Linked DNA regions of Homo sapiens: all the other regions are linked to region 4. Evidence: chromatin loops called from intact Hi-C (ENCODE). Cell type or tissue: chondrocyte. All regions are shown on one strand. Region 1 has its middle 210 kb from the start of ZIC1. Region 2 has its middle 9.8 kb from the start of ZIC1. Region 3 has its middle 140 kb from the start of PLSCR5. Region 4 holds the start of LINC02032 (long intergenic non-protein coding RNA 2032). Region 5 has its middle 100 kb from the start of LINC02010. Region 6 has its middle 250 kb from the start of ZIC1. Region 7 has its middle 200 kb from the start of LINC02010.

Region 1 (4,000 bases), 450 kb after region 4:
TCTTCTATTGTTCTCTTCTCCATTGGTTTCTCCCAATTTGAATTCAAATGTATTTATTGTTTTCTTATGTAACAATACAACAACATACTTCCCTGGTCCCTGCCTTCTTCTCAAGCTCCTTCCCTACTCATCTCTGTCCCTTTTGGAAAAATTCCTGGAGGAGAATCCATATCACAGCACCTAATTTCTCATCTTTCTCTTCCTACTCTATGTGGGCCATCTTGCTACTGGCCCTTCATTTCTCCCAAATCATTCTTACAAACATCACTAACAATTTACTAATTGTTAGGTTCAGGGGTCCCTCTAAGATTCCCATTCCACTTGACCTCTCTCCAGCACATTTGACCTTGCCAAGGCTTTACCCATCTCTGCTCCTTATTCCCATTGCTCTGGCCCCACCCTTTATCAGCTCTTGCTTGGGACACTGTAAGAACTGATTTCCCTCCAATTTGTCTTCCCCACAACCACCAGTTTTCTCTCTAAACCTACATTTGTTCAATTTAAAAAGGATTTATTAGGTTATCAAAATAAAGAAGACATAGTTCTAAGGGCAAATACTCACAATATAATAGTAAGTGAACAAAACAGGATTAAAAAACTATGTAAATAGTATCATTTCAATCATATATGAATAGTGTAATGTGTATATAGCATGTATATATGTCCATCTATATGTATTTTTATGTAAAAAAAAGGTACCAAGTGTTCATGTGATTTTCTGTGGTGATAGGACACCGAATGTTTATTTTCCAAACAAGCATTTATTACTGTTGTAATTTAGAATAAAATGTAATGTATAGTATGTGAGCACACAATTTTGTTTGAGGCAAGAGAAAAAGTCTAGGAAAGCTAAAGAGCTCTAATACCACCCCCGTTAGGTTTTGAAGGGTGAATGGGTATTTTCCAGTCAAACAAAAAGAGAATGTATATTTTACATAGAAGGAGGAGCATGAGACAGTTCCACAGAGGTGTGAAAGCATATTGCATATTCAGAACAAAAATAGTCCAGTAGGCTAGGGAATGTGGTGGACTCTTATAATAATAACCTTCTTTGCATTGGTTGTTACCAAAATGATCTCCTATTTATCCTCCCAGTCTTTTTGTTTATTTATTTATTTTGAAAATTAACCTCTTCTGTGAAGTCTTTCATGACCATCTCTGATTTTATAACAGCTCTTCTATCTCTATCGCTGTAGTCTTAGACCATATCTCCACATAACACGATCATATACGAGCCCTCATTGTTTGGCTGGATCTTAGAAATTTGTTTCCTGCAGCTATTTCCCTGCCTCTCATAATCATGGCTGGTATGGATTGTTTCTAGAAAGTAGCATACAGAATAACAGATGAACTCTATACCCCCTAAAAACTACACACACATACTCATAGACACACACTCAAATCTTTCCTCTAAAATATGTTTTTCCAGTAACATAAAAATACCATGAAAATCAAACCACTGTCAAGCTCTTAAAAATTTCTTCCTTTCTTCAATGTTTTCCCATATTCAAGATAACTTCAATAAAAAATGCAAGTAATCTACTTTTAAATTTGCTAGTAATTTTAGCAGAATGTCATCTTGTCCTATTTCTGATCTCTGTACCATGAATTAGTGTATAAGAATGGTTTAAAGATGTTTTACAAGTCACAAATACATGATGAGTAGGACCAAGTCATCTTCAATAGGTCAGTGAATCTACACAGGCACAACTGCTATTTTTCCATTCAGTGTAACCACTCAAGTACGCATTAATTTTGATGTGACTGAAGAGGTCAGAGAGAGTGGAAAGACTATTGGTCTGTGAAGTGGGAGACTCAGATTCTAGTCCTGGGACTGCTAATTAGCTGTGGGACCTTGGAAAGACTCCTGAACCTCTTCTGTCTTCGACTTCTTCATCTTTAAAATGAAGCCCCTGGATTAATTCATTTGAAAAGTCCCTTCTGAATTGAAAAGTCAAGATCTATAAGGAAAAATCATGTCCAAGTTTACCTTAGCTGTCTATCTCATTTTGCCTATTTGTAAATTGGCCTTTAACATCCTTTCCAACACTGACTTTGCTTTACTATGACTGATGAGATAAAATAAATGTGAATTCTGCTAAACATCAATACTAAGCCAGCTTTCTCAAACACTGGAATCAACTCACTCTAGCCAAAATGTTCTCAGGCCTAGAAATTCATCATATTTTAGTCACTTAAAAGATAATTTATAATACCATTATATCATAGTAAAATTTTTATCTTCTCTATAGATTAGTGAACTACATCATTAGATTTACTATAATCATAACTTGAGAACTAAAACATTGGAACAGTAATTGTATTATTATTTCCACTAACATAAACAAAACTAATAAAAATAAGTATCTAAATGTTCATGGTCTTTTCACTCTGAGATACTAAGCTTCAAAGCATTAAATCCTTTACCTTCTGATAGAAATTAGAATGCTAACTATGAGCTTGCATCTCAGCAATTCCTAAAAAGAAAAAAAATACATTAAGCACTCAACCACAAGCAAAGTTAAGTTCTCACGTTAAAAAAAATTGTGTGATCTTCCCTTTGTGGAGCTTACTTTGTTTTATAAGGGTGCTCATGATTAAAATAACATAACATAATAACAAAAGTCACAGACAATGCTAAAATACTAGTAAAAACATTCAAAATATCGAGATAAATACAACTTTCTTTTATTGTATTTTATAATAATTTTATCCATACAAGAAATATAAGTAAATTTTGAGGGATTTTCATGACCAGGTATAGAAATCAATTACCTAAATTGACTATACATTGATATCATTTCGCTAAAGCATCATAAAACAATGTCATCTTCTTTGACTTGGCAGTACTTAGTTTTTTAAAGAAAATTACAGGACCAGTAGAAAATTTTAAAAGTAAGTTTAAAAGCCTAGAATTCCCATTAGTTATTGTTAACTTCCATTTTTGGCTTGATCATATCCTAATTACAGATGCATGACTATGAAGTCAATGGTATTTTCAAAGCAGGAATCTGTTGACTCATCCCACAGGGGAAGAAAAAAAATCCAATCTCTAGCTACTTGCCACCAATATTAACAAAAATTATCCTAATATATTCATAGGCATATTGATCAGCTGTTGAAAATTTCAAGTTAAACAAAAGTAACTTATTTTTCATCTACAACTAAATCTTGGTCTAGCATAATAAACTATATTTTTAACCTGCCTGTTCTTATAGTCAAACATGTAGGGAAGTTGGGGCTTTTATATTCAAACAAAGGCATCCAGCTTAGATGTGTGATAGAATTTCTAAATTGACACCCAACTTCAAAGAGTAAAATTTCAAGGAGTCCCCGATTGATTAATCAATTGCAGAGCTTTCAGTGTAAACACACACAAAAAAACCTTATAAATTCTTTGTTTTCTGTGTTTTCAAAAATATAATAAAATATAATGATTTATAACCATCAAAAATTATACTTTAATGTTGATTGATTAAAGTCTGTTAGCATGAAACTATAGCCATCAGTTTTTTTCTTTGTGTTATATAATTTTAAGATGTATGAGAAATTTGATCAAATAACCAGTAAAAATACATCCATGCATCAGTATTTTTAAGAAGCCAAAAAATGATATTCTATTACGCTGATGAGGCTAGAATTAATTTAAATAACTTTGGGCTTGATTCATGAAAAACAAAAATACTTACACAGTAGGGGGGCATTATTTCTGCATTTTTTTATATGCACAAGTCATGGTCTGCATTCAACTTTCAATTCAAAAAGAAAAGTTGCAGATTTATGTAGGCAGGTTTTTGTGTGAGTGCACAGCTCCAAAGTGAAAAATAAATAAGCCTGGAGAGAACTTAAGCCTTTTAGCAGAGTGTTAAAATGATTGCAGGCTGAACTTCAGGCCCCCAAAAAAATCTCATCCCAATAAATTATTACCAAAATGTTAGCCAGCACCACGTTGTCACACTCAGGCAGCAGGGACATAATGGTGACACAGAAGAAAACTGCC
Region 2 (4,000 bases), 660 kb after region 4:
CAAGTCCGCTGCGCCGGGCCGCTGGCTTGCAGACCCCGACCCTCTCCCGCCCCAGCCCCTCCCTTCCTCAAGCCCCTCGCCAAATGAAAAGGGTTCTTTGGGCCTTGGCCTTTTGGGGAAGACGCGGGAACCCACGCTGAGTTTGAGTTTTCTGTTCAGAGCAAGGCCCACACAGGTCATCGTTAGCTTGGAGTCCTTAGAGTCTAGATAGCCCACTCCCCACAATACTCAAACACAAAGGGACCCAAATCACGAATGGGTTTCTTCTGGAGTGGTCCCTGTGGCGGGGGTTTGGAGGAACGAGGGTTTCTGCGCCCCTGACTAGACGCTGGGAGCCCTGGCTTCCGGGACCTAGGACAGAACTCGAACCCTCATGCCCCGGCCACTTTCTTCCTAGTCATGAGTAGTGAGGGGTGAGTGGCTTCTGCCAGGCCTCTGTGGGCCTAGCACTCGGTGGCAGTGGGTGAGGGTCGTTGAGTCCGGCAAAGAGACATGGAGCAGACGCTCTTCAGCCATCCTTGCGTTATTGAGCTCGGAGACTCGGGAGTTTGGGTAGGAAAAAAGGCACTGTCCTGGCAGGAACATTTCCAAAGCCTCCCTCCCTGCGTCCTCAGGTTCCACGCTGAAGGCTTGGGGAGTGGTAGTTGTCGGGTGAACTGATACTGTGGTCCCGGTATTCCAAAACTGGCACAGATGGAACTGGCCCTGGGATAGACTGCAGTGTGAGCCCGGCACTGACCTAGGCATCCTGTTCCCAGTGAGGGAAATGAAATGATAAGCTCCACAAAGTGGGTCTACCTGTTCAAATGAAAGTAAAAATCTAGAGTAGGATTGGAATCTGTCGGCAACCACTTCTGATGTTATGGGACCCAGGATTCTTACTAAAACACCCAAAGGCTGTAGATGTTAGTCGGTCAGAGGTTAGAGTGACCCAGGGACCCTCTGTTGCCCCTCCCCTTTGTTTACAAGCGTTGGCCACTCCACCTAGAAAGATTATACGCTCACTCTGGAAATGTCAGCACATTGGCCACAAAATACCATGCAGATCCCCAAGGACTTCACTAGAGAGGAAAGCAATAATCCAGCGACTGAACCCAGGTGTCTCTCACCAAACCCTACCCTTTCTGGTCTCTAGGCCAGGGCAGTTCCTCCACCAGTCCCGACGTTTGCGCTACCTAAGCACGTTTGGATTTAACAGGACCATTTCAACTCCAAGACAGGCAAGCTGACTGGTATTATTTGCAAAGGGTCAAGTGGAAACCCTAGAACAGTCATTCAAGCAAATGGCTCCTAGTATCTCAAATGGGGCGGTGGGAGGCTGGGGAAATGCCAGAGAGCAAGAGGAAGTAGGAGAAAAGAGTGGGAGAGAGAGGCGGAAAGACAAAGACAAGCCGGCACCCAGACTTGGATCTGGGCAAGGGATGAGGGAAGGGCCTAGGGAACCTCCCCCAAGCCGCTGCCCGGTCACCTGGGGCCTGAGCTCTGACTAGGGGTAGGCTAAGTCTTCTCCGAGGGGCTAGGGATATGAGAACAGCCGGGGCGGCAGCTCGGGCTTGGGAAAGGATAAGAGAAGAAGGCCTCCCTGGTAGGCCCGGTGTAAACTGGAAGCCCAGCCACCCGATGCACTGGGGTGTGGCCGGCTGGGGCTCGAGCACCATGCAGCCCCCGGCCCTCGGCGGAGAGGCCCTGACAGGCCCGCTCAACTCGCCGTTCCAATGGCAGCAGCCCCAGGTTGCTCTACCCTCTGCTGTCGGCTCCGCAGTGTGAACTCACTTAAACCAGCGCGGTTTGAAAACAAACACGTGCAGCTACCCCGCCGCACTATTTTGGGAGCCTAGCCAGCGACTTTCACAGGCCGGAGCCTCTGCTTGGTTCTCTCTCTAGCCCGCGAGGGCGGGGGAGTCTCATGCATATTCATCAGCACGTGGAACCTCGGGCCACAGGCCGCGCATGCGCACATCTCGCCCTGCCCGGCCAGAGCCTGCCGCGACGATTTGGAAAGCGCCCCGCCAGGCTGCGGGGTGGCGGGAGGGTCCCTCAAACGCTGACGACCCAGCCTTCGGTGGAGGTGTTGTGGGGAAGTCTCGCTGTTGCACCCCCTACACCTACCCCCGAAGACTGTTTCCATGCTTTCAATAAATCCACCAATGCAAAAATTTCCCTTTACGCACTCCATCCCACCCCTGTCCTTTCTCCACAACTTTCAGTTTTCTTAGTCAGAGGCTAGCATTTTCGCGGATGAATGGAAAATGTTTAAAAAGGAATCGCGATGCGAGCTTCTCTCACCGTTTGTGTTCCCGCTTACTGTAACTTCATGGACATTGTTACACAAAAGAAAGACGTAAAATAACAATTTTTTAAAGTTTGCTAAGGTCGGACGGCTTGGGTTTGCTTGCTATTGTTGTTTTTAAAGATGTGATTCCAATATGTTTATACCCACGCTCAATAGTTGATTCTTGTGTGTGCCATAGGTGAAAATGTCACTGCGTAACTTTCACAACCGGTGGATTTTCCTGGATATGCTTACAGAGATGTCTGACAACCATCAGAGGCAGCCAAAGTATTGTGGACAGTTGACACAATGTCAGTCTGTGGCATCTTCACTGCCAAGTGATATTTCCACTCTAGATAGCTAAACCCGATTTTTTAAAAACTCACCTTTGGTATATAACATCAGTTGGAAACTTCACACTGTTTTAGTTCTTCACTCTAAAGTGGATATCAACTTTAGTAACTGATGACAGATCCCAGCTTCCACAGTAAAAATAGCCTCTGGTTTGGCCTGATGTGTTTCCTCTTGCTAAGGAAGGGACTCTGGAGCAAACCAGCCTTGCATAGATTTAAGGAGAACATTATTCATATTTTGCACCTATTACACCATTGTATTTGCAATAAACTTTAAGGAAAAGGATTGAATGTGACATAAGAAGTTAACATTTTTTGTATTTCTTGCCCCAAAATAGTGCTTATCATTTTTTAAAAATTGCTATATGGTTACCCATAATAATCTTACTTTCTATATCTAACTAGTTTAAATGGTACATATTACAGAGGATGGACAGTGTGGTTAAAAGCCGAAAGAGAGACTATCGTGGCTAACTTGTACCTTTAGCGGCTTGACGGCACAGACAAGATCAATCTTTCCATTGCCAACACTATTTTCAATAATTCTAAAACAGTTGATATCAACTGTGACTATCTTTATGAAAATGCTTTTCCCCACAAATACGAACACATGATTCTAAGAACTACACTTGATGCTACAAGGAAGCCAGAACTCTGTACCTAGAGAGGAGGAGATAAATTTGTAATCGGTATTATAAGTTGGAAAAAGAAAAGAAATGTAACTTGGGAATGTGTAAGAGCTGATGTCTTTATATCTAGTCCACAGCCAAGGGCACAAGTTCCTTTATTTTGAGTGTGCCAGACCACCTGCAGTAACTCCTCATAACATCTTAAACTAAATCTTCTCTTTAAGGTCTAGGGCCTTCTCCAACTCACTTCCTGAAAAGCAGTATGCTCAGGTAACAACTCCAACAGCACCGACTCACAAGGGGTCCTAGACACTGATTTAATGTTGGCCTCAAAAAGAAAACTTCTGGAAGCTTTTGGGGCTAGGTGAGGTACTTGAGGGTATAATTCTCTGGCCAGCCCTTTAAAAGTTCTGAGAAAACTTCACAATAAAAGCATCTAAATGCCAGGCCTATCAGCAAAGAAGGTTAGTGCTACTTTCATTGTCAGGAAAAAAAAAAAATAAGAAAGAAAGAAAAAAAAAAGATAAGCAGATGGGGCAATTGAAAGGTTACATCTTTCTTTTGGAGGTGGTTTGCTTTTTAAAGGTTAACTTGAATGCTTGACTTTAAAAAATCAAAATCATCAGCTGCAAACGCTTAAAGCAGTTGGGGGTAGCTTTTGAAGAAGAAAACAAAGGATCTGAAATGTTTGAAATTACTTAGCCCCCATATAAATGGTGCTTGTATATTTATATGCTTGCTCTACA
Region 3 (4,000 bases), 1.3 Mb after region 4:
CACTGTAGAAAACAGTCTGAAGATTTCTCAAAGAACTTAAAATAGAGCTACTATTCAACCCAGCAATTGCATCACATAGTATATACCTAATGGAATATAAATCATTCTACCATAAAGACACATGCACACATATTTTCATCAAAGCACTATTTACCTTAGCAAAGACATGAACTCAAACTAGATGCCCATCAGCAGGGGAGTGGACTAAGAAAATGTGATACATATACACCATGAAATACTATACAGCTATAAAAATGTGGTTATGTCCTTTGCAGCAAAATGGATGGAGCTGAAGGTCATTATCCTAAGTGAGTTAAAGCAGGGACAGAAAACCAAATATTACATGTTATCATTTACTGTAAGTGAGATCTAAACATTGAGTTCACATGGACACAAAGAAGAGCATAGCAGACACTGGGGCCTAATTGACGGTGGAGGTTGGGAGAAGGATGAGGATTAAAAAACTACTTATCAGGTACTAAGCTGATTATCTGGATGACAAAATTAGCCTGTACCCCAAACCTCCATGACATGAAATTTGCCCATGTAACAAACCTGCACATACACCTCCTGATCCTAAAATAAAATTTGGAAATAAAAATAGTTCCTAAAATTTAATTTGTATAGAAGCCCATGAGAAAACAAAGTGATTTAGAATCGCCATTAATGCCTTTAATGTCAGCATGATCACTAAAATAATATTTTAGGAGCAGAAATTATAATTTTAATAAAATAAGACTCAAAGATATTACTGAGAAGATGCAGGGAATTTAAAAATCATAATACATTTAAAACAACTGTTTTAGCATGAATTGAACTGCAAAAACTGGATTCTCAAATGACAATACATTTACTATGAGCTCTTAGGTACCTTATCTTGTTTTGTGGTTGCCCTCCTTTAATGCATATTCTCTTTATGACTTCTTCTTGCTATCCCCTTTATTTTAGCATTCTTTGTACAGGCATTGATAGTGAAGAATTGGTAAGTGAGTAAAGATAGTTCCACATGCAAAAAAGCAGAAAAAAATTGGTCATTATATCCTCTTTCATGTTGGCTCTCTATAAATAGCAGTCTTGTTCTCGGCCATTCCACATTTGACACTATTGCTGTTTCTACTCTGCCTTCAGAGTGAATGGGAATATGACTGGAAACTTGAGAGAAGTAAAGCTTTGCTTGATCCCCATCTATCCCAGTCTCCTGAAAAAGAAGTTCACAGCTTGATGCCAATGCATCTGTTTTTATATACCTTACTTATATCTTAAATGTTACCATGAACAATCTCTTGTTTTACTTCAGACAGTAGGCTTTGCCATATCAAAATATTTTTTAATGTGAGGTCAAAAGCAAAAATTTTTAATTTACTAATTTTCTCAGTTTTCTTTATCAAGTAAATATATATTTTACTTATGAAATGAGTACATTTTTATTTATGAAGAGGTCTTATTTATGAAGAAGTTTTTTTAAAAAAAAACAAGAAACAATGTTGATACAATAAGGATATTATAATCTTTATGCATAAGTTCTATCACCTCACTCAATCTTTTTTCTCACATTAAGGTATATTTTTGTCAGCCCTATAAAATAAAATTTCTGGTTCTTATAAACGTGTTTTATGACATATCAACCTGTGGTTTTATGAAAATATATTTTCAAATAAAATATTCCTAAGTAAAACTATACCTGTAGTTACTGGAATTTGGATTTCAATGAAGAATCATTTGAGATTGCTTTGAATTATGTAAAATCAATTTAAAATATAATCCTAGAGAAGTTCTGAGACATGAGCTGAATTCAAAGAACTAAAGAGCAAACTGCTTATGTTCTTCTTGACTTGACTTTGCCATCTTAGTTTGAGTGATAAAAAGATAGCAAATAAATATCTATATTTCCATTATATCTCATTAATTGCATATTAACTTTATGTTACATAGTCTTTAGAAACACACTGTATCAAAAAGGGTGCCAGACAATCAATACATAGACTGATAAACAAAAAAAGGAAAGATATGCAATTTTTTTCAGTGAAATTTGGCATGTATTTATAGCAAACTGTAAACAAGGATGTTCAACCATTTCTTTCCCAACGATTTCCTGCTTTGGTTTCACAAAATCAGCTGAATGAAATGGAGACATTATCATCATTCAGCAATCATGAGTTTATTGTAGGCAGAGAGCACCCTCTACTTTCTCCTGATTAAACAGCACTCCTAGTCCGGAAGAAACGAGATGGCTGGTTCTATGCTGATATTTTGCTCAGAAAATCAGAAGAAGGGATTTGTCTATAAGGTTCATTAACTCTTGGCCTCTATTGGCAGTAACCCATGTTCAGGAGGCCACCATTGTAACACCCTCAAAAGAACTCCCCGAAGGAGGCAAAGTCTAGAAGGAGAATACCTGCTCTGAAGTTTCCCACCTTCCCTGAACTGAATCTGCAGAGCCACCCCAGGAGGGGAGAATGCAGCTTTGAAAAATAACACCTTTGTTATTCCAAGTGTTAGAGATGAAGCTGAGTTTTCAGATGGCCTCAAGGTTTGTGCATCCTTCACCAAACACAGATGGAAACTGGACTCTTTGAACTGCTTTGAAAATCTGTTACTAAGTATTGCTGTGGGTCTGTGAAGCAGCCATTGCTAACTTCTGACTGCCTGCAATTTTTATGGCTGTGTGATGACAAGGGATAAAATAGCTTTATTTTAGAAGTAAACGGTTCATATGCCAGAGAGGAAAAAACCCACCATCTAAGCAAGATTTAATCTTAAATATTATGGTAATTCTAAAAGTTAGTCTTTTTAAAAGGTTGGTTTAAATATTAGAATTATAAACAAGTCATAGAACATATACATAACATTAATTCATTCACTTCATTCTGATAAACTTGACTTTTTATAATTTTAATACTTTTAAGACATTAAAATCTACAAAGATTAATACTTCCTATTTTTTTAGATCAACTATTGGCATTATAGTTCTTTAGAGCTTTGTAGTTGTGTTAAAACCTACTGACTCTTGAATCTAGAATCAGAAACATCTGCCATGGTAAATCAAAGTCATGCTCTGTGGTTCCATTTTAAAATATTTTAGATTTAATACCACAGCTTTCACTTGCCTATATTAAGAACAAGCATTCAATAAAACCACTGTAAATAGACATTCTTCAAGTCAGATTTATACCAACAGAATTTACAATGCACACTTTGAGCCTGGTTATATGTATAGCATATAACCAGTTGGGTTGTTTTTGTTATTTTCCTTTCAAAGACAACTGAATCTGTGTATAGGAATCAAGACCTTTCCACAAACTGGCAGAAAGCTGTGAGAACTTCAGTTATATTGTTAATAGGGAAACCAAGCTTTGCCCAACACAAATGACACCATAAAGATGTATGTTCTCAGCGTAGTTTGTTATGATTTTACAAACATTTAAAATTACACATGTATTCATGGTATGTGTTTTTGTCTGTGCCAAAGCAAAACAAACAAACAAACAAACAAAATCCTAGATTAATGTCATATTAAGCAAGTTTTAACACTAAGGTTCTTACGGAAACATTAACTTAGCTGCGTTCACTATATGCAACTTTTTAATGGTAGGAATTTAACAGTATCAACAGAGGTACTTTACAATATATATTTAATAAGAACACATACTTTAGCCACAGCAGGCTTCCTCCTTGGAGCATGGTGAGGATAACTGTGTGACCTTCTACCCTGTCTCAGCAGGTATGCACCAGCAGGACCTAGCAGACTCAGTAATCTCTTCATGGACCTATTGAACTTCTGTTTTTTCAACAAAAAAAATAGATGTATATATAAAGAGGGCAGGAATATGAGCTTTCTTGCAACTTCCACCCCCCAGGGTACACTGAGTGACTATAAAATTCTGGCATGTACAATATTCTTTATTCCATCCTTCCTGCCAAAAGTATTAATCATGGTGAAAGGAAGTACCTCACATCCTGGGAATTTACAATCTCTATATCATCCTTGAGTTTAAAATGC
Region 4 (4,000 bases):
TCTGATGCAGAGTATGTTCTTACTGTAGCCAATGTTCTGCAAACCATGTGCTTCTAGCTCAGTGGAGAAATTAACCACATTCTAATGTGACTTCAATGTTCTATGACATGTGATAAATCCGTGTTCTGAAAGAGCATTTCTGGTTAAATTAGCATAAATCCTCAAAGATTATTGACAATTGGGTTGCTATCAAGCATATATTCTTCTTTTTTTCCTGGATTGACTTTGCTCTTTCTTAAATATAGAACATTTAATAAACATTTGTGGAAACAAAAAAATGTTAAGTAATTTTTTTACAGCATTTTGACCTTTTCATCTTCCAGTTCTAACTGGGAAATGTGGCATTTTCAGAAAAACTATTGCTAAAGCTTGGCTTCTCATTTTCTACAATATATAAAAACTCAAAAGATTGTAATTACATATTCTCTACACTATTTGGTGTTAAGTTTTACTATACTCCTCTGCTAGTAAGTTTTTTTTCTTTTTCCTTATTAAATACCTGCATTATTCTGTTTGGGTTTTCCCCCTCACTAATTAGTTTTTGGTAATGTAGAGTTGTATTTTAAAGACCTGAAAACAAATCGTAAATAAGGTACATTTATTAACAACAGAGTCCCTGGTTAAGATTCTCTAAAACAGCAGAAAGAAAGCTAAAACTATTTTTTGTTCTCTTTTTACCAGTAGGTGTCACTACTGGGACTAAAAGGTAGTGATCTCAAGCCATCTAACAGAATTTAATTTTAAGATCAAGAATTACCTGTATGATCCAAAGGTAATTTACTGAGCCATGCTAACCAAACCACCCTGTGAAAAGTTACTTGGTCAAATTTATCTCAAAATCTCAACTAAACATTTGAAATACACATTTGAAATGTGAAATGACCCTACTAACAATATGCTGGCAAGGGACCCTGAGATATCAGATATTACAGCAAAAAATAACTCATGGAATTTTTGAAAGATATAAGAGAATAAATGTAATTTGAATAGTATTTCGGTATGATCAGATTTCAAAAATATTGGATATAAAAATGTTGTAAAACAAGAGGATTAGGGTTTTGCCTTTTGAAAAGTTTCAAGATTGCATGTAGTGTTACCATAATATTCCACACTTGAACAAAGACATTTATGGAGTCAGGTTTTCTTTTTTCAAAGAGAAAAGTCCCTGAGCTTCCTTATATAGAGACATCATAAGTATCTTCATCCTAGGAAATATTAAATAACTTTCAACTTCTCGTGGAAAAATTAAATCTTTACTTTTTTTCCCCCAAAAGTGACTTCACAAAGCAGTGAAGCTATTTTCAGCCTAATTTCATGAAAATATAGTGCAATGATATTTTCAGGTTAAATATCACTTGAGGGGACTATATTTTGTTCACATTTCCTAGGAAATCTTAGCAGTAAACTTTCGCTTTTTGATTAATCAAAATATTTCATGGGCACTTTAGTTTCATCTAAAGATTTTATTTCAGTTTTTAGTTGGTTGTGGGAGATATATGGATATGTGTGTGAACAGTGTGCCTCCCCAACAAACAATGTCAAGAAATACAATTTCATATCAAAATAGTTTTAAATCTTAAACTTGAATGGGAGCGTTATGTACAAAGAAAAAAAAGATTACCTGTTATTTCTTTGTTGAATAATCTTAAAACATCTCTTTGAGTCCAAGCAGCTCATACATCAGAGCTTGAGGGTCCTTTTATTACCTGAGAATAAGCAGTTAGATATGACAGCTTCAAAAGTGTGAATGCCATTATTCAATGTTTTATACAGTATATTCATTGGTCATCCATCTGGTGTGCAACTTTCCAATAAAAAAAAGCCGAAAGTCATTCTCCTGCTTGTTTTTCCAGGGCAGTTCCGCAAGGACAACTGCACAGAGACAGATTCGCCAGTAGAGGCCTCTCTAGATTTGCCTTCTGATTACAAACTCAGAATGTGCCTTGAATCTGCTGCAGTTAACACAACTACTTGAAAAGATTCTTGTTGCATAGGGAAAAAGATCACTCTTTAATGCCCTTTTAAGTTCCATGATGTTGATTAATGTTGCCCTTTACATTAATGATGTTTCAAGTAAAAGAAAACAAATTTAAAATGGATAAATTCTATTGAGGATGCATTAATTAGACAGAGACTTTGCCATATGCTGTGGCTGGAGGGCTTGCTGGCCTTTCTCTTGTAGTTACCTGTGTAAAATCCACCCTATCCTCTACATGAATGCCCAAGCTGAATAGCCATTTGAATGAAGGCTTTAGTTTGATTCGCCATACAAGGGGTACTGTGTCACTGTGTTTTCTTTCTAGGAGTCACTAAGTGATTTCTATATCTGTTGTCATGGTGATATAGCAAAGCAGGGGAAAATGGGGGCAACTTCAGGCTTTCTCCTCACCCTCTGGACTAAGATGTTGTTAGCAAGCCTATAAAACATTGGGCTTTATCTGGGCCTTCTTTTTGTTCTCTGATTGTCAATAAAACTCATTTTAAGGGTAACAAGGACATCTAAATGTCATCTGTCACAGTGTTAGAGAGATTAAGTTTGTTTAGGGACTTGTGCTGGACAAAGGCCACTATTTGTTTCGCAGATACAAAGCAGTGTTGGCTATCACCACTCTTGATTTAGAAGGAGGCCCAGAGACCATCGAGGAAATATCATCTCAGTTGCAGGTGTCTTGACATGACAGCATTAAAAAGACAGAAAAATAGTTATGGTTTTGAATGGGAATCTGCAGTTCTGTTTCTCACACCCCTTTGTAGATTTCTCAAACCTAAAGTCTTCTCCTAGACTAGATGGAAGAATTTTGAGTTCAATTTCTGAGGGCTTCAGGCCTGTGTAAAAACATGACATACGCATGATGGTCTCTGAATGAATGATAAAAGAGAGAAAAGAGGTTTTGCAAGGAAAATCCAACAATAATGTATACTGCATTAATTCAACATTTGCTCAATAATGAGGCTAAATGGAACGTACAGATTAATGAAGACATTGGTGTTATTAAAATCAAATCCTGTGGTTCGTATGCTTTTTTTTTAATAATGAACATTGTGGCTATTGGAGAGGAAGAACAGGATTTTTTCTATTAATTTGGCACACATCCCAGATCTCATTCAACCAGAACCTATCCCCTGCAAAATGCAGCCCATGGCCTTTATGTGCCTTATTCTTTCTATTTTATATGTGTTAATTTGAGTGAAAAAATATTTTCTCTCTATAAAAATATTTCTAAAGTGAATCTGGAGCCTAAGTAATAATTCAATAACATTAAACTAGGATGCTTTTTCTAACATAAAGAGGGATTGGAAATATACAAAATTACATGCATATAATGTGGTGCTCACATCACATCTGCCTGCACTATGTAAATTGATGCAGCTTTCTTGGGACTTCTAGAATCTGAGTACATCAATGCATCTCAAATACTATATTATAGAAAATATTCATGGTAGCGAGGGCCACTATGTTGAAACATAGATGAACTATTATAAATGTTGAGCAATGGGAGAATCTTTGTTTACCTTTTATTATGTCTCTATAATTTGGATATTTATGAAATATGATGAAAACAGAGTAGTATGGTTCATTTTACTATATCCCTGTGGGCACAACCCCACATATAACACACTTATGTGTACAACAAACACATCACCTGGACCAGAGTTGACATTAGGAATGACAATGATAAACTCCCTCATGATCACGACTCTGTGGAGAAAGAAAATATACACTTATATACGCTTATATAGTAAACTTGAGTGTTCTTAATTCAAGCTCTCTCAAAGCAACTTGAAAATCTGATTTTAATCGTGCTGAAAGAGATCTGGGTGTACAGCCATAAATGCTTTATATATCAACTATTGGATGGATTCCATATTAGTTGTAAATTTGGTAGTTAATGATGAAGAAGCTAAACTCATAAAGACTAACATCAACATCTAGAACTAGACCTTGTAAAAAATAAAGTAGGAAGTTGCACAATCACATAGTTGTTAATATACCTGTCAT
Region 5 (4,000 bases), 1.3 Mb after region 4:
ATTAAGGAAAATAATCAGTTACATTTGGATATACAGCATCTCAATATAAAGAAATGAAGTTACGTATTTGCAAAGGTTTTCTTACATTTTATGTAAAAACAGCTTATTTTTTTGAATGCATAGATATAATTAACCAAACTAGGATTGAGACTAGAGCATCAGTCAATTTTGTAATTCATTGGAAGAACTGCTTTTGTTTTGACCCTGCATACAAATGCAAAATATCTAAATTTTAAATATTTAATTGATTATATTTTTCTTTTAAAACTCTGTAGGTATAAATATTTGAGGTTCGCTTATATACATATGTATATTTCCACTAGGTTATGTTGGGGAACGGCAAGTGTAAAAAACCATGCAAATGTATTCTTTATTCTCATAAAAATTCAATAAAATAAACTTTTAAAAATACTGTCAAATAGTTAAATAGATGTTAAATCAAATTTTTGCATCAGAAATGTTCAGTAACTGAATAAACCAAAGCCTGAAAAAATGGCATCCTACAACACACACACACACACACAGTTAAATATGCCCTTTTCTGCATACTAAGGCATTTCATTCCAGCCTTTCTAACTCCCTGTGCCTGGAAGTAATAATACTACATATCTCTAAGTTTATTTCACTTCCTTTTTTTCTCTTCTCGAGCATTGTCGTAAAAATAAATGAATATTGTTCCACTGTGCATGCTTTTTACACTCTTCATGATGAGAATGGATTCATGATAACCCATTTATTTTCTTTTCTTCTAACAATCTTTGCGGCAGGAATGAGATGCCTGAATTTTAATGCCTAATATGATCTTTGGAAGACTATAAACTTTTAATAGACTTTAAACATAAAGTGAGGGAAAAGATAAATAGCAGAAAAGTCTGTGGTTTGATCCCAGGAAATCCTGATTAATCGCCCTCAGATTGTGTCAGACCATCCTGAATATTTTCTGAAAACAATTGGTTCGTTTTATTGCCAAATAAATTGTAATTGATGTTACCAACTTCTAACCAAATAAAATTCTAAATGAGTGAGAAGAGACATAAGAACATATATTTCCTTATGTGAGATAGCATTTAGGACATATCTCATTTTATTTGTTCTCTGTGCTATTTATTCCTGTTAGTTTTGTGTGATAAACACAACAGGTTTAAGATGACAAAGATTTTCTTTCAGACTGTACCTCCCTGTGAATCGTTCGTGAGTAACCATAAATTAACATAAGATCAGAAATATTCAATATTGTCTTTCATATCTCAGGGGCAAAATACTGACTACTTTCAGTGGTGTACAAGCACAGAATTTAAGGCCTCCTGAGAAGGAACACTCTCTTCTGCAATATCATCGTTAGCAACATTTCCTGTGTGATTTCATATTTTTGTTCTCTATTCAAATTGTTTCAATAAAATTAGACATTATAATATTTACAGCTCTTTATATAAATCAGCCTTTAAACCCGGAACAAAATGCACATGGGCTTTACAATCAGAAGAAAACAAAAAGAAGACTTAGGCATTAATACTGTGCAAAGGTTTAAATCATATATAATTTGTTAATATCCCTTTATTGACTTATTTTTAAAAATAAAAAAATGAAAATTTTTATTACATAAAAGAAAAGCAAAAACATCTCTTGCTGTGACAAAATACTATGCATTATTTTTCTAAAATTGCATCTCCCTTTAAATAGAGCAGAGAAGAAAACAAAACAGTTAAAAAAAAATTAGTTGGTATTGCCACAATATATGCAACCCCCTGAGCTTTGCCTTTTAAATCAGCATTCTGCTGTTAAATAATAAAAGAAAAGTCCCATTATTTTCCCAGCTTCACTTTGCTTAAAGTGATTGATGTAGAATTTTACTGCCATCCAATGGCAGCCGCCTAATATAGCTCAAGTAAATGTCTAAAGCCTTTTGATCAAATTACAGTCTAGGGAATTTAACTTATGTAGTACACTCAGAACTTACATCAATACATCTGTTTGTTACACAGTAAGAAAGAAATATCACTGCAGTTTCAATTTATTGTTCGTTCTCCAAATTCAATTTAACAGTGAATTACTAATATTGCTGAACACAATTACCTAAATGAATAAATCAACCTAGGCTACTCACTAGAGAGAACATCAGAGCATAATATTAATTTTTACATGTACCTCATCATATTAGTTTAAAAGGTTTCTTTTTACAACTAACAATCTTTTCCTACCAGGCAAAATAGCCTTTATTAAAAGACTGTTCTCAGTTTTACTTCTGTTATTTGGAAGACATTTGAATATTTTTACCTGATACTGTACATCATATAATTTCTGATTAACATTAAATTGCATACTGTTTTAATTATAATCTTCTTTCCTAAATGATTATTTAGATCATTTCTCAAAAAGGCAAAATAAAAATTATGTCTGATTGATATGAATGAGTTTGTGCTTAAAATATTCAAGCTTAGTTATTTAAAATTCCTGATTTGAGTTAAAAGAGTTGATGGGTAACAACCTAATTTTACTTTTCATTAACATTAACTAAAATATAATATATTTGAAATTATAGGTAATTGCTATGACAGAATTATTTTATTTCAATAAAACTTCATGAAAAGTATATTTTATGATTTATTTATATATAAATGACATTTTGCTAAAATATGAAGTTTAATTCAGTAATTAATTATTTTAAATAGAGGAAAATTTAGATAAGCTATCTGGCCTATAATATGAAAAGTCTTTTCAATGTTATTTTATTCAACTGAATGTTTTAAGTGTGTGTGTGTGTGTGTGTGTGTGTGTGTGTGTGTGTGTGTGTGTAAAAATAGCCTCAGGCCTGAAATACGTTTTGTACTCTGGAACATCTGAGACCAATAATTCAATGGAATTGAAACACAATAACATATTTATTTTAACTTACTTTAAATTAGAATATTTAATTCAAACTTCTCCTTCAGTTAAAACCTCACGTTATTGTTTTTCTAAAAGATCCCCAAATTAAATCCAAAACTTTTTTTAAAAAAAATCCAGACAAGACTTCATACTGAGAGAGATTTTGTAAAAGAGCTGAAAACAATTTAGGAATTTTGAATGGAAAGAGATAAACTGACCATTTGCTGATATAGATGGAATTTGAAGACTCGATGTTTACAGAATAAAGGACGAGGCAGCCATGCCTCTGTGCCTATAGTAAATTTGATTTTTGTTTCACATATTTAAAAATTATACCATCCATTTAAATCCTCCTTTATAACCAGATGATTTTGGTGTGAACCTCAGTTTTAATAATGTTTATGAAAGAAGTCTAAATTTTACTCTGCCTCAGCTCCATTATTGATAAGATTAGAAACTAGACCTGAAATAATGTCAATAGAAAACTCAGTTGCTTAGTGTACTTAGACATTGTTACGAGTTTGAGATAAACTAAATCTTATCAAAAGTCAATTCTACCTATACTATATTTTTGTGGTATATATTTAAATAGTATGAACTTATATACTATATATCCATATACATACTATAAAATGATGCTTTTAGAAAGTTTTATATTTGACCTCTTATTATTAAATTTAAAAAAATCAGTTTCCAGTTATGAATTATGTTTTAAAAGCCTCAATCATATTGTCCTCATTTAACTGATATTATGCTACAAATTGTCTTTACAAGTAAAGGACATTTTGCTTTTCTACCAAACAATCATCCAGTCTAACATGCACAATTAGTATTTTCTCCACCTACATGTATATTCAAGCAATTAAACTAAAATGTAAACAGAATCTGAAATTTTACTGCTTAAAACTCACTATGAATAAGAACATTTTCATTGATATATTTCTTTATCAATTCCTCTCTTTTTCTTATCCAATGTAACAAGAAAGGTAAGTTAATTTATTCTATGTAAAATACGGAGCGATTTTAGATGGATCAATTACCTGAAACATCTTGTTCTATAATGATTTTTGTTCCCTTTTCATTAGCAATAATACTAAGGAAAATTTAATTATTATTTGCAATGTTGTCATTCACT
Region 6 (4,000 bases), 420 kb after region 4:
ACTCCACTTATATGAGTAGCTAGAGTAGTCAAATCTGGAGAGGTAGAAAGTAGAATACTGGTTGCTTGGTGTTGGGGAAAGGGAAAATAGGGAGTTATTGTTTAATGGGTATAGAGTTTCAGTTTTGCAAGATGAAAAGAGTTTTGGAGATGGATAGTGGTAATGGTTGCACAACAAGGTGGATGTACTTAATGCTGATGAGCTATACACTTAAAAATGGCTAAAACAGTAAATTTTATGTTATGTAAATTTTTCCACAATAAAAGATAGAAGAATGACATGACTATTAAGACAGGGGCAAGTGGAAAAAAGGAAAACAGTTCAGAGGTGGCCTTGCTACTGTGGATTTGAACTCTCCTCCATATAGTACAGACACTGGAAAGGTATGGCCAGTACCCTTTAAGCCAGGGGCCCCCAACCACAGATTGGTTAGGAACTAGGCCACGGAGCATGAGGTGGGCAAACAAAGCTTCATCTGTATTTACAGCTGCTCCCCATGGCTTGCATTATTACTGCCTGTGCTCCACATCCTGTCAGATCAGTGATAGCATTAGATTCTCATAGGAGCATGAACCCCACTGTGAACTGTCCATGTGAGGGATCTAGGTTGCATGCTGCTTTTGAGAATCTAATGCCTGAAGATCTGTCACTGTCTCCCATCACCCCCAGATGGACTGCCTAGTTGCAGGAAAACAAGCTCAGGGCTCCCACTGATTCTACATTATGGTGAGTTGTATAATTATTTCATTTCTTATTACAATGTGATAATAGAAATAAAGTGCACAATACATGTAATGTGGTTGATTCATCCTAAAACCCTCTCCCCCACTCCAGGTCTGTGGAAAAATTGTCTTCCACAAAACTGTTCCCTGGTGCCAAAAAGGTTAGGGACCACGGCTTTAAACAATGCAAAATATGACTGATCAACATGTGGAGAGGTTTAGTAAGTTCAGTTATGTAAGGTGTCACTGTTGGGTACATTTCTATTTCTCAAGAAAGAACCAAACAGGTAAAAGAGTGACTGATTTGGTGGGCACTATGCAGCAAGCACTGTGTAACCCTGGAACTGAAGTCTTTAATTTGTGTGCATCACTGATTCTTCAGTGGCTATAGGTTTGGAATCCAGCTCACAAGTTTGAATATGTTGCTACTGCTGCCACAGCAGTGCAGAGAGTGTATGCCATTTTAGAGGGGCAATCATTACTTGCCTCCAACAATTGTGGCAGTGTGAAAAGAAGGTTGTTTCCAGATCTTCCAATTTTTAAAAGGAAATCCAAAATACAGAAAATACAGACATTTATTAAAAACTTCAATGTTTAAATATTGGGAAATAATACCAAAAAAATCCTTAAAATACTGGGTGTGTTTTAACCTCATAACAAATTTAGCCTTTAAGTCATCATTTTGTTTTTCCTACGTCAATGAATCAGGCCAAATCCTCTACCTCTGTAAATCCTTTTCTAGACCATACTGGCTAGAAGCTATCTCTCTCTCTCTTTGCTGATCTATTCATATGCAAAACAGATGTCACCTTTCTTTATTGCGTTGGTGTGTGTGTGTATGTGTTTGTGTGTAGATGTATAATATTGACTACTACAAAATAAGCTCTTTGAGAAAAGAATACAATTATTCATCTTAAAGTATATCCATGATGCAGTATCTTATATCTATATCTGCTAAATAAACACTAGCTAAATGTATAAATATATGAATCAATGAATGAAAGCTAAGTGGGGTGATAACCTCAAATAATATCATGTATTAAACCAGAAGCATATTTCCAAAATCCATGTCAGTTTGCTACTTTTTCCTTTTAAAATTATAAATGTATTTATGTGTAAAGTTTGTCTTTTTTCATCTTTGTATATCTTCCTTTCTCTTCCATGTACTAAATGCTATGACATATTAATAATTTTTTAGTCATCATCTGTATGTCTCCCTTTCTCTTCCATGTACTAAATGCTAAGATGTATTTATTAATTATTTTTGTCCTGATTAACTGTTAATTAAATACCACAATTTATATATTAAATAAATTAATTCTCACACAAACCCTATGACACAGGTGCTATTATTGCCCTTAATTTCATACAAAGAAACTGAGAGGTAGAGTAACTTGCCTGAGAGCACAGACAGTAGGTAACAGAGCCAGAAATGGAACCTAAGCAGCGGGAGTCTTAACCATCACGTTAGGGTGTTTCTGTTAAACATTCCTGGAAAGTGTCAACAGGGACTACTTCAAGGCCTGGAAATGGGAGGAAGGATAAGAGAATTAAAAAATCAATGGTTTTCATTCTTTTTTGGCTAAAACTTAGTTTTTGTTTTTTTGCTTTTGTCTTTACTTTTTTTCTTCTTTTATAATAAAAGGGATGTAGCTGCATTTGTCAGATCATGGTTGAATTGAAACCATAGGTTGGCCACCAATACAAAAGTGCAGCAAAAATCAAGGAAAGCATTCTGTGACAATCAATTGGTTATGTGGAATTTATAATACAGTATTGCATATTTTATTTTTTAAATTGTGTGCTGCACATCCTTTAGATCAGTAAAATCTATAATAATTTGTGTTTATATATACATGTATACAATATATACAATAAATGTATACATATACATACTCATACATTTTGTCCTGGAGAACCATTTACCACACACCATTCTAATGGAAAAGCTGTGGACATATTTGAGATCTAGCTAATGGAAGCTGAGTTGGAGATTCTTTTACTTTGGCTTAGTGGGATATATTTATGAGGTTTGCAGTCACTTCTATGTATAGCTAAGTTATTGTTAGCCATACACATTTAGGCAAGGCTTCTATAAATATTTCAACTGCTCGCTGTGCTGACTTACCCAGTGCAAGGACATAAAAGTACAGGGCCAGAGATTGTGTTTTGATATGAACATACCTGTGGTGCCCAGTGCAGGAAGTTCATGGCTTGTGGTAAAGAAACGGGAGCCAGAAGTTAGTCTGTGGAGAATTCCTCCAATTAGCAGCCATGAAAATTATTAGCAGAAAATTAGGGTATCCTTGACATCTATTAAATTCTGAAAATTTCCCTGTCAGAAACATACACAATATTTGAGGGTTTACATCTATAAACATACCATAAAATACATACCTGATTTGGGAAAAAATAGCTTTTAAAGTAGAAGGAAAAACTATAAAGAAAGACCTTTGGATACCTTTTTTTCTCTCTTAATGGAAATGGCATATTTGACAAAGCTAGAATTCTGCCTTTTAACTGCATTTTGGAAAATGTTTTAGGCCATTTTAATAAAAACAACTGAAAAATTATAATAATCTGACTTGGGCATGTATGAAAGTTACCTTCTTTTGCTTTCTTTACCTTATTTTAAAAAAAACTGAGAAAAGTCAGATAAAAATAAATGAATATTAAAGAAAGGTTATAAAATTTGAGTAATGGAGTCAATATAAATTGTTTGTTAATTTTAATAAAACTTTTATCAGATCATCGCAAAAGCAGTTAACTCATTAAAAAGAGATCCAATTCAGAGACATTTCAACTATAGTGAAACTATAGTGATTATACAGTGAAAGAATCTGCTAGACTGACAGGTAATTATTAGGAATGCTATGTGAGGGTGACAGTGTGCTGGAAAGAACGTGGGTCTATGACTTAATAAACATGGGTTCTGGCCCCAGCTCATCCTTAACCACACTGAGCTATTTGTGGTTCCTCTCTGAAAAAAAAAAAAAAAAAAGCATTTATTTGGGCTGAGAGTAAATTATCTGACTGAATCTCAAGTTCTCTCCCTCACTGTCTTTCAATCTGTGCTGATATTTGTCATAACTTACCATCATACACATAGGTACACAATTTCTACAAATTAATGTTGAATAGTTTTTCAAATATGGCATGGGATAATGCACTGACTATTCTGAATCCAGGTTATGCTTAACAGGCCTTTCAGGAATTTATCCTCCCCACCTCATGTCACTCCACCCCCGCAGAAAACTGCCTGTCTCATTGTAGCATTG
Region 7 (4,000 bases), 960 kb after region 4:
CATCACTGTAGGCTAGATTTATCTTTTATTCATGTTCCTCAAGAAAAGGTTTATTTTTTGCATGAAGGTAGGAAATCCTGACTATGACTATGCATGTTCATCTTCTTTTATGTTTCCAGTACTTATTCTGTTCTTATTGCTTTCCTTATTTATTTTTAGGTTCATTTTTTCTTATTGGCTACTCCCAAAGAAGGTCAGCTCCACAAGAAAAGGGGAACTCTTTGCCATCTTATTTGTTGCTGTGTTCCCAGTGTCTATGATGGTTTCTGGCACATAATATTAATAGATGCTCAATGAATTCTGTCAAATACAGCAAATAAGCATAGTTATAAATTATAGACCTGAAGGTATTTTTAAGTGGCTGTTGAGTCTTTTCTCAACAGATTAATACACCAAACATGTATCAAAAAATTTTCCTGTGACACCTTCTGTTCTTGAAATACAGTTTCTACCATTAAATAACTTAAAGTCTTAAGGAGGAGACAAATTAATAAAAATACAATTATAATACTTGATGACAATAGCTATGAGAAAAATGAGCACAGAAGTTTAGGGACCTTATAGGTGAGGCTGTACTTGGATCATAGAAAGAAAGTTTTTATTTATTTTCTAATCTATATAATGGAACCCCTCATCTTCTCTTAGCTACTTGGCCCGGTTTTCTGTACTTAAAAACAGAAACTACTAACAAAGATATATCTTAAATTTTTATTGCAAAAGTTAAGACAAAGGATCACATTGCAAAATGTTTTAACTTTTATACGATTTTATTCACATAATACAAGTAGAAAATTAAAGTAAGTAATAAGAGGTGTGTCTAGCATATGTGTTTGCTACCTATTTTATTTATAGCTGTTGAACTTTTTCAGATACATTTTCAGTCAGTCAGAATGGGTCCTATGGGGTAGATGACTTGCTAAGTGCCTTCCTCTGATCTCAGAGAGTTGAGAATATTTTTTCCATCTGTCTCTGTGCACTTTCCAGAGGTCTGTGTTTACAAACAGAGTGCAGAGTCTGAGATACTGTTTAGTATAATTCCAATTCCTTTATGGCCTTATTTATGCCTTTCAGCAATATAGACCAGGACAGAATCATCACTGAAAGGTGAGTTTATGTTCTTGTGTATATCCCTAGTTCCCCCTGTTTGAAAACTTAAGCAGAAAATTTATAGGAGTTAACTCAAAGTGCTCTATAGGGAGTCTTAACATTCTTCATAGTGCAATAGAAACATATTGAGGCTGTGTTCCTTCTGTTTGAAGGCAATCTTGGGATTTTATCATTTTGTAAATTAAAGGAAGGAATTGATACTGTAAATTTATCCTGGAATTCAATAAAGGTAAGAATGATTGCTGCAAAGGAGGCATCCATATAAGAAATAATTTTATATTGATCTGAAATGTAAGCTGTAAATTTTTTCCCATGAGCTAAAAATATATTACCTAGGTTGGTACTAGCTTTATTAACATTTATTTGACAATATAATCCTAATTGGATATGGATCCATTTATTTTGCATGTTTTGAGCATGGCATTTAAGAACAGAGTATACACTTAAAATCCTTTGAATTAAGTGATTTAAAGAATTGGGAGATTTAGGTTTTACTTTAGCATATTTGAAATCCACTCCATCTTTGATCCAGTTTTTGTTGCCGTTGCCCCTAGGTAAGAAGGAAGTTGTGTAAGAAAACCAAAGAGAGGCCAGCTAGGTAGGGGTAGACTTTGAAGACACAAAATTGATCCTATGCTTTTCAAAGAGAAATATATTCCTGAATTTTTTATTTAATATATATATTTTTTCACATCTCATAGTTAAAAGTTGGAGATCAGATCTTCCTTCTCTCATTCTATGTGTGTTTCTCTCATACTCCCTGACCCCCACCAATCCCCCCTCAGTTGCTTACTTACTTACTTTATTTCTCTTATTTGTTCACCATGTCTGCTATGATTGATAACTGGAAAAGGCTAATTTTGAGATTATCAAGGTATAGCTCTTAAAACTTTAGTTATTTGCTTCTGTCTTTTACACATGAAATAACTATCAGCACCACCTTTATTTCTTTATAGATGGCTGTTTTCATTAAAACTTCTTACATACAAATTATTGCAATTATTAATTGTTTTGTAAAGTTTTCTTTTGAAACCAAATATAAATGGTAGCTCTTTTCTTCAGAGTTATGTTTGGGGGCTGTTTGACTTTGGTCTGCACGTTATTCTTTCATGCCCTCTAATGGTAGTTTGAGGAAACTCCTATTGAAAACACTTGAAATAAATTAAACATAAAAAATAAACACGAGATCACTCAAAGATTTTAATATAAATAACTTTCACATGCCAGATATTCTTGCCGTGGGAAAAAGACCACATGTTCATTTTCTAAACTTTGGAGAGTAGATTTTTTTTTTGTCGGTTTGCCACAGTTTTTAAGGAATTTATTTGGATGCTTCTTTTTAAAATTCCATTTCTAATTGTTTTTTAAATTCTTTTGTGATTCTCTTAGGTTGATAGATATTTTCCAAAGTTTTATTTGCTTTGGAATTAGGAAATATATTTTTATGTATATTCACACATAGGTAGAAATACTATTTTTACAAATCAGTTTTGTGTTTATTACTAGGTATGGATGGGGATGAGAAATGAGAAGATTCAAACTTCTTTTTCAGCATTATAACATTTCTTGTAATGGTATTACAGAATAAATCTAGACCATGGTGCTAAAGTACCATCACTGTTCAGTTTCAGCCCTGTGTGTTTAGAGAACAGCTAGTGAAGATGGCCTGGGTCTCAAATATCCTATCCCTGCACAGAACATTCATTTTCAGGGTTAAAAGACCACAAGGAAAAATTTCATCACATCTTTAAAAATGTGCTTATATCAGCTGGTTCCAGCTACATATTATAAGCAGATGGCGTTTTGTTGATTTCTCTTTTTGCTCCTCATTTTTGCTGTTCTCCTCATGTTGCATCCTTCCTAGCTCAAGACTGTTGCCATACAGTGACGGTTGTTCTGCTTCAGTACCATCACAGAAATGTGGCTTTTGTTTTTGATGATGGCGGGAAACAGAATGGAGGCATCTGCATACAGGTTGGAAGAGAACTTTTTCCCTCTGCATGTCATGCTTTATGAGCCTTTGTTGGTTGTCTCAAAAGAATTACACTATTTCTTCAAAACACAGTTAGAAATTTTTCTTGTCTGTAGTGTTAACCTGAAATAATACTTATAAACATTAATACAAGCAGATATCATTAAAAATATACCCCAACAATGTATTTATAAAATTTTTTGTCTCCTTACCAAAATGTAAAAGTTCTGTGAATATCATAATATTACATTAAATTTTGAAGTATTCTCCAGAATTACTGTTTATCGAACACCTACAATGTACCAGGCTCTATAGAATTCATATTTTCTTTACCTCAACTGCAAAAAGAAGTAACTGTTCTCATTGGGCTCATGAGAACATTTAGGCTCAAAAAGGTGGAGTGACTTGTGCAGGGTCATAGTGCTATTAGGAGTTAGAGCTGAGTTGATCCGACTCCACTGTGACTTTAGTGAGACTGTTTTGGGAGAGGCCAGAATAGATTCTCGAGTTTGATTCTCCATTTTCTCTCTATTGTCCTTCATGACTTTTAAATGATCTTTTCCTTTAGCTTTAAATTTGTATTTATGTTTGAGATAACAGACAATAGTGCTTATGAATTAGATCTTTGTAGTTAGACGTCGGTTTGAATTTGGGCTCTGCCAGTCCCTAACTGTGAAACATCCAGTGAATAAAGTAACCCCTTCTCATGTGTAGAAAGAGGTAATAATAGTGATGGTTTCATGGGAATGTTACGAGATTAAATAAGATAGACTGTCTAGGTAATGACAAATCCTTTATAAATGAGGGCTATTGTTTCTCTTGATATTTTTGAATTCCATTGTCTTATTTTAAGGATTAATGCTTATGCTTTAATACTAGGGAGTGAAAAATGTATATTGTATTAGAAAGTGATTATCTAGC

The links. Hi-C counts contacts between places; a loop is a spot of excess contacts. Peaks named below come from ENCODE experiments on the same cell type or tissue, not always from the same donor. Only the 100,000 strongest peaks of a DNase experiment are listed, where the experiment ranks them.
Region 1: it touches region 4 in a loop (3-fold over the local background); 13 of 110 quality-filtered maps call a loop at or near these places.
Region 2: a loop joins it to region 4, with 4 times the contacts of the local background. A loop is called at or near these places in 5 of 110 quality-filtered maps.
Region 3: a loop joins it to region 4, with 5 times the contacts of the local background. A loop is called at or near these places in 5 of 110 quality-filtered maps.
Region 5: a loop joins it to region 4, with 11 times the contacts of the local background. A loop is called at or near these places in 10 of 110 quality-filtered maps.
Region 6: it touches region 4 in a loop (2.8-fold over the local background); 2 of 110 quality-filtered maps call a loop at or near these places.
Region 7: a loop joins it to region 4, with 4 times the contacts of the local background. A loop is called at or near these places in 14 of 110 quality-filtered maps.

Annotation. Positions count from the first base shown.
Region 1 is chr3:147,620,117-147,624,116 of GRCh38, reverse strand. No RefSeq gene overlaps it. Among named protein-coding and RNA genes, the nearest start is that of ZIC1, 210 kb to the right of the region's middle. In chondrocyte, no CTCF peak of the experiment used is centred here; no DNase peak of the experiment used is centred here.
Region 2 is chr3:147,417,179-147,421,178 of GRCh38, reverse strand. No RefSeq gene overlaps it. Among named protein-coding and RNA genes, the nearest start is that of ZIC1, 9.8 kb to the right of the region's middle. RefSeq lists enhancers at 15-943, 1,882-2,031. In chondrocyte, a CTCF peak has its summit at 1,798; DNase peaks (open chromatin) are centred at 408 and 1,918.
Region 3 is chr3:146,746,295-146,750,294 of GRCh38, reverse strand. No RefSeq gene overlaps it. Among named protein-coding and RNA genes, the nearest start is that of PLSCR5, 140 kb to the right of the region's middle. In chondrocyte, CTCF peaks have their summits at 1,961 and 2,171; no DNase peak of the experiment used is centred here.
Region 4 is chr3:148,074,203-148,078,202 of GRCh38, reverse strand. LINC02032 (long intergenic non-protein coding RNA 2032) reads right to left here and starts at 44. Exons shown (of 2, transcript NR_134937.1): 1 at 1-44. In chondrocyte, CTCF peaks have their summits at 500, 704 (motif pointing right) and 1,891 (motif pointing right); no DNase peak of the experiment used is centred here.
Region 5 is chr3:146,815,767-146,819,766 of GRCh38, reverse strand. No RefSeq gene overlaps it. Among named protein-coding and RNA genes, the nearest start is that of LINC02010, 100 kb to the left of the region's middle. In chondrocyte, CTCF peaks have their summits at 1,646 and 1,857 (motif pointing left); no DNase peak of the experiment used is centred here.
Region 6 is chr3:147,655,094-147,659,093 of GRCh38, reverse strand. No RefSeq gene overlaps it. Among named protein-coding and RNA genes, the nearest start is that of ZIC1, 250 kb to the right of the region's middle. In chondrocyte, no CTCF peak of the experiment used is centred here; no DNase peak of the experiment used is centred here.
Region 7 is chr3:147,118,455-147,122,454 of GRCh38, reverse strand. No RefSeq gene overlaps it. Among named protein-coding and RNA genes, the nearest start is that of LINC02010, 200 kb to the right of the region's middle. In chondrocyte, a CTCF peak has its summit at 2,227; no DNase peak of the experiment used is centred here.